Linked DNA regions of Homo sapiens: region 2 is linked to region 1. A link is a loop called in an ENCODE intact Hi-C map of the cell type or tissue named here. Cell type or tissue: CD4-positive, alpha-beta T cell. All regions are shown on one strand.

Evidence for each region. A loop is a pair of places that touch in the nucleus more often than their neighbours do. Peaks named below come from ENCODE experiments on the same cell type or tissue, not always from the same donor. Only the 100,000 strongest peaks of a DNase experiment are listed, where the experiment ranks them.
Region 2: it touches region 1 in a loop (3-fold over the local background); 10 of 110 quality-filtered maps call a loop at or near these places.

What each region holds. Positions count from the first base shown.
Region 1 is chr9:120,866,794-120,871,793 of GRCh38, reverse strand. It overlaps PHF19 (PHD finger protein 19), which reads left to right. Exons shown (of 15, transcript NM_015651.3): 4 at 1,256-1,351; 5 at 1,849-1,949; 6 at 2,464-2,612; 7 at 4,829-4,924. Among named protein-coding and RNA genes, the nearest start is that of PHF19, 7.9 kb to the left of the region's middle. RefSeq lists a silencer at 2,651-3,140 and an enhancer at 3,261-3,330. In CD4-positive, alpha-beta T cell, CTCF peaks have their summits at 2,263 and 2,471; DNase peaks (open chromatin) are centred at 1,412, 1,900 and 2,833; H3K4me3 peaks cover 1,292 bases; H3K27ac peaks cover 1,832 bases.
Region 2 is chr9:121,057,808-121,062,807 of GRCh38, reverse strand. It overlaps LOC124902261 (a long non-coding RNA gene), which reads right to left. Exons shown (of 3, transcript XR_007061753.1): 3 at 3,804-3,881. It also overlaps a transcript of C5 not described here. Among named protein-coding and RNA genes, the nearest start is that of C5, 10 kb to the right of the region's middle. In CD4-positive, alpha-beta T cell, CTCF peaks have their summits at 2,361 and 2,564 (motif pointing right); a DNase peak (open chromatin) is centred at 2,577.

The DNA.
Region 1 (5,000 bases):
TGCTGGGATTACAGGCGTGAGCCACTGCGCCCGGCCGAAGAGATCCCATTTCTACCCTTACAAAATTTTCAGCATGCTGGGGAAATAAGACAAACACGTATCAAAATGTGTTTAATGTATACATACAAACCTTTCACACATAAAAACATATTTATTCTTCAACCAAAATAAAATGCAAAGAAAAAAAGAGATGGAGAGGGGACCTGTAGACTAAAAGCAATTTTAAAAACATCAGCCAGTCACCATGTATGGACTTTACTTGGGGACTTTGATTCAAAAGAACAGACTTAAAATTGTTAAGGTATTTGTACTTAAGAAACAATTGGAAATGAGAACATTAACTGAATTTGTTAATGATATTAAGCAATTATGTTAACTTATAGGTGCAGTAGAGGTGTTTTAATTATGTTTTTTAAAAAGAGTCTTGATCTTTCACAAATACATACTGAAATATTTATGGAAAAACTATTGGGTATCTGGGACTCAATTTAAAATAATTACAGGAAGGAGAAGTAGGTGGGAATATAGTAGAAACGAGATTGGCCATGAGTTCATAAGTGATGAGAAGATGGAGTTTCATTATAACTTCTAGGCTGGGCACAGTGGCTCACGCGTGTAATCCCAGAACTTTGAGAGGCCAAGGCAGGTGGATCACTTGAGGTCAGGAGTTCGAGACCATCCTGGCCAACATGGCAAAAGCCTGTCTCTACTAAAAATGTAAAAAGTAGCTGGGTGTGGTGGCATGCACCTGCAATCTCAGCTACTCGGGAGGCTGAGGCAGGAGAATTGCTTGAACCAGGGAGGCGGAGGTTGCAGTGAGACAAGATCACACCACTGCACTCCAGCCTGGGTGACAGAGACTCCATCTCAACAAAACAAACAAACAAATTATATTATCCCATAATAAAGTTTTAAGAAAATAACAACCATTTAACAAAACAAGTTAAATAAGGCGGGAGAGGCAGCATGATGTGTCAAAAGAACAAAGGGTTTGATGTCAAACAGCCATGGGTTTAATCCCCCCCTCACCTACTTACTAGCTAAGCAAGGGACTTAACCTTTCAGAGCCTCAATTTCCCCATCTTTCGAATGGTAATGATGATAGGCATCTCAGAGTGGTTGGGGAGATTCAGTGAGGTGGCATGTGGGGCCCAGCGCTAGGCCTAGCAGACATTAGAGGCTGGGCATCTGGAATGTGAGTATAAAACTTCCATTCCTGTGAGCTGGACCCGACCCTCGAGGCCCTCTCTTTCAGCCGGTGTTCCAGGAGAGGAGCCCAAGTGCAACATCTGCCTAGGGAAGACATCAGGGCCGCTGAATGAGATCCTCATCTGCGGGAAGTGTGGCCTGGGTGAGTGGAGCGAGCAGGGCCCTGAGAAGGCCCCGACCTATAGGTCCCCACGCACTGGCCCCTGACGGGTACTGCTGCAGCCTGTTGGGGCCTCAGCTGGCTTCCTGTTTCTCTTGGCACTGCAGGGTGAAAGGGGGCCAGTTGCTGTAAGTGAGGGCTTGGGAAGAGATCCTGGGGAAAGCTGGGAGGGTATGATGGTGTATGTAATTTGGGGCCCAGCTAGATGGAGAGGATGGGTGGGAAAGATGGGGCTCAGGCACTGAAGTCAGACCTTCCTGTGTCCCCCCCAACCCCACAACTGGCCAATGCTGTCATTTAGTTCCCAGCCTGGACACTGACTTGGCCATCTTGGTGGGCACCAGCAGCCAGGCTCCCGGCAGCTGGCAGGCAGAGCTCCTAGGACTTCCCTCAGCCCTCCCAGCCCTGCCTCCTTTGGGCCAACTGGCCTTGGGCCACGATGTCCTTGTGGGCGCTCACCGCCCCCTCCTCTGCCGTAGGTTACCACCAGCAGTGCCACATCCCCATAGCGGGCAGTGCTGACCAGCCCCTGCTCACACCTTGGTTCTGCCGACGCTGCATCTTCGCACTGGCTGTGCGGGTGAGCCTTCCATCCTCCCCAGTCCCTGCCTCTCCTGCCTCCTCCAGTGGGGCAGACCAGAGACTCCCATCACAGAGTCTGAGCTCCAAGCAGAAGGGCCACACCTGGGCTTTGGAGACAGATAGCGCCTCTGCCACTGTCCTTGGCCAGGATTTGTAGACTCCCTGAGCCTCAGTTTCCTCAACTGTAAAGTGGAGATGGGTTTGGTGTCGGGAATAACGGGACCAATAAATGATGCTTTACTATTAAAAAAGAAAATCCATGTAAATACATGTTGGTAATTGTTGCCTTTATTGCGCTTATTACTCTTAATTCTGTTATCAACGGAGTTCCTTCTGGGATAGAGGGGATGGGTTTGGAATTAATGAGAAAAAGCTCCTTGCTTTTCTGACTATATTGGAATATCTGCGGGTCCCCCAAGCCCTGGCAGCACTTCCCTCAATAGACAGCCGCGTGCTGACTCGCGTGGTCCACCCGGACCTGGTGGTTGACTGGGGCCCTCGTCTCCCCCCAGAAAGGCGGCGCGCTGAAGAAGGGCGCCATCGCCAGGACGCTGCAGGCCGTGAAGATGGTGCTGTCCTACCAGCCCGAGGAGCTCGAGTGGGACTCGCCCCATCGCACCAACCAGCAGCAATGCTACTGCTACTGCGGCGGGCCCGGAGAGTAAGGCAGGGGGTCAGGGCCCCCCGGGCGGCAGGGCAGGTCTCCAAGAATCGCCAGCAGGGACCGCCCATAGGGAGCGAGCCTGGCGTGTCAGCCAAGGCGGGGACCTTGAGGGCGGGCCCAGTGTGTTGCGCTGTGGGGGCGGGGCCTCGAGGGGCGGGCCTGGAGTGTCAGCCGCGGGGGTGGGGCCTCGGGGGCGGGACTCGGGGAGGGGGGGGTCAGCCGCTGCGGAGGTGGGGCCTCGAGGGGTGGGCCCGGAAGATTGGACCTGAGGGCGGGGCCTCGGGGGGCGGGCCCGGAAGGTTAGACCTTGGGGCGAGGCCTCGGGAGGCGGGCCTGGCGGGTTGCGACCGCCCAAGCAGGGCCCCAGGGAGGTGAGGCAGGTCGAGAAGCACCCTGTGGAGGGGCGGGGTGGGGAGGAGGGAATAGTAAGGCCTCGGGAACAGGACCTGAGGAGGCGAGGCCTCAAGGGGCGGTCCCTGAAGGGAAGGGCTCGGGGTGGGGCCCGAGGGGGCGGGACCTCAAGGGGAGAACAGAAGGCCGGCTCCGCGTGGCATCTAGCACTGTGGAGCAGGGCTGGAGGGCAGAGGTGTTACCTTGGAGCTTTGTAGGAAACGAGGAAGTATTGAAGAGTGGTTAAGAGCCTGGGCCGGACACAGTGCGAATCCTCCCAGGACGTCCACGTCCTAGCTCTGCTCCTTACCAGCTGTGCAACCCCTTAGCCTCAGCTCTCTGAATAGTTTCCCCATCATGTGGTGATTATGAGCAGAGCATGAATTACGTAATTCACATAGAGGTTCTCATAGTGCCTGGCATTTGGTAAACAAAAAAAATGTGAGCTGTTACTGGTGGTAGTGGTGGTACTAATGCATGAAAGTCAAGATAACCTTTTCACAGTCAGAGTCAGTGGAACCGGCTGCTGGTGAGATATGAAGATCCTTTTCCCGCCTGGCGCGGTGGCACACGCCTGTAGTCCCAGCTTCGTAGGAGGCTGAGGTGGGAGGATCACTTGAGCTTGGGAGATGGAGGCTGCAGTGAGCTGTGATCATGCCACTGTACTCCAGCCTGGGCGACAAAGCAGGACGACCCTGTCTCCAAAAATAGAAAAGATTCTTTTCCCTGGAGATGTGCAATCAGGCAGGGGTAGGGGGCCGGGGGGCGGGGCATGCTATGTCGGGGCCACTGTGGAGGGAATTCTTGTCCTGGCTCTGCGGCAAGAGTCTTTGATTCTTCCTTGCCGACCTGGGCCTCTATGTAGCCATGGCAGTTGAGCTTGCTTCTTTGGGCTGAGTGCACGTGGCATTGTGGAAGGAACCACAGATGTAAGAGGGAGGGTCTCTGCCCTCAGGAAGTTCAGCCGTCAGGACCCCCTGAAGTCCTGAATCTCAGCCCCAAGCTCCAGCTGGGTAACTTGGGCAAAGCTTGAACTACTTCATCTCTCAAATGGGCTTAACCTTAACTTCAGGCCCATGAGCTTCCCCAAGTATTGTCAGATGGAGAAATGCTTATGGAAACCTTTCCTGCATTAATGCAGTGTTTCTCAACGCCTATGGGCAGAGTTGCACAGGATGCTTGTTAAAAATGCATCCCAGAGGCTTCCCCAAAGATTGAATAGGTCTGCAGTGGACCAAGGAATCTGCGTTTTAACCTGGAGCTCACCTGACAAGGTGTCAATGAAGCATTGAGCATTTTGCTCTTCATATTCCATGAATAGTTGTTGGATGACCATGATAGGCCAGATACAGTTGCAGGTGAGAAAAGCCAGATGTAGTCTTGCCCCCGTGCAGCTTACAGAAACCATTATTCTCCCGTGAAGTCTCCAAGGCAAACGTTTCCCTGTCAGCAGTGTTTGGGAAGCAGCAAGTCCAGAAATGGTGGCTTCATTGTGGCATGGCAAGGAGAGCACAGCCTCTGAAGTTAGGGAAACCAGAATTTGAATCACCATCCTCCACTTGCCTGTGAGCTAGGGCAAGCCATTTCACCTGTGACTTATCTGTAATATGGGGACAGTGTCCCATCTTTTACCAGGTGGTGAGGTGAAATGAGAGTATATGTCCAACTCTCAGGTCCTCCCTTGGCACAGCCTAAGTGCTCAGTAACTGAATTCTCTTCCCTTTCTGCCAGTGGAGGGCAAATTTAACTTGGGAAAGGTTGCCGAAGCTCATACCTGACTGGGGGTGTGGTCCTGGCTGACCTTGGCTCCTCTGTCTCTCCAGATGGTACCTGCGGATGCTGCAATGTTACCGGTGCAGGCAGTGGTTCCACGAGGCCTGCACCCAGTGCCTCAATGAGCCCATGATGTTTGGAGACCGGTAGGTGCTAATTTGGTCCAAGTGGGCCTTGGGCGTGGTGGGGAGAGGGCAGGGATGGCAGCAACAACTCCTGCAG
Region 2 (5,000 bases), 190 kb before region 1:
AGGCTACTAAGTAGAAAGATGATATATTCAAAGTGCTGAAAGAAAAAGACTGTCAACCAAAAATTCTGTAAATACCATCACTTTGGTGATTAAGATTCAACATAAGAATTTCAAGAGGACACAAACATTCAGACCGTAGCACTAATGATCACAGAACCCAAGGGAAGCAGCTTGATGTTATCTAGTTGTCTTAAAATTTTCTCATGTTCTTGACATTCTTTGTTTACTCTGCCAATACCTTGCCTTGTGTTATTAGAGGAGATTCCTTGTGAAGTGTTAAGAGATTTGTCTTTGAAGTCAGATATGAGTTTACTCCTGACTTAGCTACTCCAAAGCTGGCTTCATGAGCATGCAACCTATGCAGTCACCCCAAACCCCACACGCAGAAGGGCCCCACACTTGGTTTAATGCTCTGTTGTTGTCCTGCATTTATTAATAATTTTATCTTTGAGCTTGTTTTTTATAAATGAAGTCTGACAGCACGATATTTATGTCCACAATTCCTTGCCTCCTCATTCACACAGAGCATTCACAATACCCTGTGAACACAGAATTCCAGTGGGCTCACAAGGTGCAGAAGTTTAGTGGGAATCAAAGTGAGTACAAAGTATTAAGAAAAGTATGTCTGTGGCTGAGCAAGCCGGGGCACTGACAGCCTGAAGAGACCACATTCTCCATTGGAACAGGAACTTGTTTTGAGTGCAGAAAGATGGTGAAGGCATGCTAAAAAAGAAAAAAAGAAAAACAACAACAACAAAAAAACAAGGAGCCTTATCATATCCTTTCTTACTCATGGTATTTCCTTGTATTAGGGAACTATTATGTGTACCTTGAATATGATAACATAGAAAGAAAGGGAAAGATAGGATAATTCACAGTTTCTTTTTCTTTCAGGCTTTCCTTGTCCTCAGAAAGCAAAGGTGGAGAGTGTGGGTAGAACATACACATATCAAAAAGTAAAATAAAAACAGCTGAGCTAGTTTTGTGCATAATTTCCACTGTTCTGGGAAGAATGGAATATATATACATGTATGAACTATGACATACAAATGGTGTAATTTTGGCAATTGCACATGCAAGTGAAATGCTGTTATATTTGCAGCTTAAACTGGTACACAATATGAAGATGAATGATAAAAGTCATGCCAATAATTAAAGTTATTAATTTCCCTTTATTTACAATGATGTTAAATAGCAAATCTTAAAAAGCACCATGACAAATTGAGGGAAAGACTACAGATGAAAGGAAAAGGCTTTTTTTTGAGACAGTCTTGCTCTGTAGCCCAGGCTGGAGTGCAGTGGTATGATCTTGGCTCACTGCAGCCTCGACCTCCTGGCTTCAAGCAATTCTCGTGCCTCAGCGCCCCAAGTAGCGGGGTTTCAGGCACATGCCACCACGCCCGGCTAATTTTTGTATTTTTTGTAGGGATGGGTTTTTGCCATGTTGGCCAAGGTAGAGGAAAAGGCTTTATGTTTATATTTTAATACCTTAACAGCATTTTTCCTGCTTTTTTGAATAAGAGATGCCACATTTTTATCTTGCACAAGATCACTCAAATTATGTAAGTGGCCAGAGCTACTTTTTTGTGTGTGTGATTCTGGGCTTTTATTATTATTTTTGAGACAGAGTCTCGCTGTGTCACCCAGGCTGGAGTGCAGTGGCACGATCTCCGCTCACTACAACCTCCATGTCCTGGGCTCAAGTGATTCTCCTGCCTCAGCCTCCTGAGTAGCTAGGATTACAGGCGCCCACCACCACACCCAGCTAATTTTTGTATTTTTAGTAGAGACAAGGTTTTACCGTGTTGGCCAGGCTGGTGTCGAACTCCTGACCTCAGGTGATCTGCCTGCCTCGACATCCCAAAGTGCTGGGATTACAGGTGTGAGCCACTTCGCCCGACCTGATTCTGGGATTTTTAAATGAAGCAATACAGACCTTCTGATTATCAGATTCTTTGTCTGTAAAATGAGTATAATGCTGAATCATTCCAACCAACATCAAGTGACTTCTGCTGCTGGGCAATTATTTTATTAATTTAATATTTTCTATATAACTTTTATGAAGAGATCCAGAAAGCATTCTAGGGGTCTCAGGATAAATAGGGGGAAATAAAATTACTTAGAGTCAGCTGGGTGGGGTGGGGAGGGATAGACTAAGTGTTTTGAGAGATTTGGCAGTTATTTTGGAAGGAAAAAAAAATTCAAAGATTTTGTGATACCTGGTTTTTTTTCTTGTAAAAAACAGAGACTTTAGCATGTCTTCTTTTAAAAATAATTGAAGCAGAAAGAAAAGAGTTGGAAAAGCAAGAAACAGTAATCCTAGAAAGAGTAATCATAAGAACTCCATAAATGTTTATGTGATTTTCAGTGCTAAGAAAGATCGCATTTCAGCATTCTTAAGAAGAAGGCAAAGCAGCTGTTATCTCAAGGAAGCAAAGAAGCTGGTTCTCAGAAGAGTTATTAATGTAAGATGAGAAGCCAGAGTTTACCATGAAAAGCTGTCGCACCTAAGCATTGACTTAATCAGCACGAATTATTCCAGCTTTCTTTGGGAAGCTATTAAGTTAATACCAGCAGGTGGCGCTTTCAAAGTAGGCTCCTGAAGCTGCTGCTCTTCAGGAACTTAAAGTACACTTGCTAATTATAAGCATTGATGACCGAGGAGCAAGGACCTATTTGGGTGGTGGTAGTGAATGTAAGGAGCTTTGATGAAAGTTATATTTTTAGAAAAACAGCTAATCTAGTGTAAAATTACTATTGCTATGTAATAAATTCCCCCAAACTTAATGACGTAAGATAACAACACACCTTAATTATCTGCCCAGTTCCTATGGGCAGGAATTCAGGAATGGCTTAGCTAGGTAATTCTGGGTTAGGTTCTCTTATGAGGTTGCAGTCAAGATGACAGCTGGGCTGCAGCCACCTAAAGGCATGACTAGGGCTGGAGGATTCACTTCACATGGCTCTGGGCGGGAGGCCGTGGTTCCTTTCTACGTGGGCTTCTCCATAGGCTTCCTGAGTGTGCTCACTACATGGGGGCTTCCCCTAGAACAGGCCGTTCAAGAGAGAAAAAGGCAGAAACAGCAATGTCTTGTATGACCTAACCTCAGAAGTCACACATCTTCACTTTTGCTGTATTCTATTGGTCAGATGAATCGGTGTGATACAGTGTGGGAAGGGACCACACAGAGGCATGAATACGAGGGAGGTAAGGACCACTGGGAGCCATCTTGGAGTCTGGCTACCACATTTAGCCACTGGATGAGTAACAGGTATTAGAATTAGATGAAGGAACTTATGCTGAACAAAAAGCAACATTGTCTGAAAAAGCGTGGCTCAGTGGAACCAAAGAAGGTGGTTAATGAGCTGAGCTTGATTCATTAGAAGGTCTAGGGTACAGAAAGAACAGATTCAGGTGAGGTTATAAAACTGTGAGAGATAAAGGGAGAGTGAGCATCTCCTCCTTGTATGTTGTTTCCTTTTGATTCCTCTAAGGAAAATATGCTTAACTAAATTCCATTATTAACACTGGATTTTCTCTTAGCCTTATTATTTTCCACTTCCTCCCTACTTCCTTATCTGAAATCCTATCCTATTCCATTATTATTTAGGATGTGAAGTGGCCTTTTGGGACATGCTATTCCAACCCACTGCTTTGGTGACTTTCAAGCATAGTTTAAGCAATGGCTTCCTTCTCTATTTTTCCCAGTTACCATTCAATCTTCAAATACAAATTTATCCACGGTGGATTTGAACCACTGTATTTCCCAGAATGTGGCTTATCCAGTTATTCTCTGACTCTTTCCACCTCTCACCTTTTCAGTTTGTCTTCCCAATCTGCCATCTGCCTGGTGGTCATTTCAGCCAGTCTTGCTCCAGCTCTATTGAGGAAGGGAGAACCAGACATAAGCCAGACTAGGTATTCAATTATGTCACATTTATTCCCACCTTGTGCATTTGAACCTTTGCCTAGAATACACAATAGTATATAATAAGAATCAAAATGTGTGGACTGGGATATAAATTATTTAAGAGTTTATAAAATACAGAATTAGTTACAGACAAAAAAGGCCGGGCATGGTGGCTCACGCCTGTAATCCCAGCACTTTGGGAAGCCGAGGTGGGTAGATCACTTGAGGTCCAGAGTTGGAGGCCAGCCTGGCCAATATGGTGAAACCCCATCTCTACTAAAAATACAAAAATTAGCCAGGCATGGTGGCTCACCCCTGTAGTCCCAGCTACTTGGGAGGCTGAGGCATGAGAATCACTTGAACCAAGGAGGCAGAGGTTGCAGTGAACTGAGATTGCACTACTGCACTCCAGCCTGTGTGACAGAGTGAGAATCCATCTAAAAAAAAAATTTTATATATACATATATATACACACATATATCTGGAGAAGGTGTCAAAGAGAAGGTAAGACTTCAGCATGGTTTCGTATCTTTCCTGGCTTTTTTCTATGGATCCCAAACAATCAAATCGAAATTTCTGCAAATTATTAGATGTGTTCCCTGAAGCACTACATTTTTCTGAGCCTTAGTTTACTCATTGGTAACCAGAGGGTAATAACACCCTTCTGCATGGTTGTCAAGATAAGAGATAATTTAGCAAGTTAATTATCACAATAACTGATAAATGTTGGAAGCTAATAATGGGTAGCTATTGTGTTGTCACCATTTGGATAAGCTCCTTAAAGGCTGAGAATACATCCTGTATGTCTGAGTCTCATAAAATCTCGTTTAAATGCAGTGGAGTTTACAGGTCTTATTGAGACGTGATTAACATTTATGGCATTTCCTCTTAATTGCTAGACTGATTACTGAGAAGCGAGAAGAATGCTTCAAACAACACCGGATTTAAAGTCTGAGAAGGATATTTTGGAGCAAAGAACTTCTACAACTTATGAGATAAAGAAGTAGGTTACACGGAATCTACTAAAGGCAATCAATGCCATAACAAGAGACAAAACTGTTTAGAGTGCCTTCTAAAAAGGATTCTAGT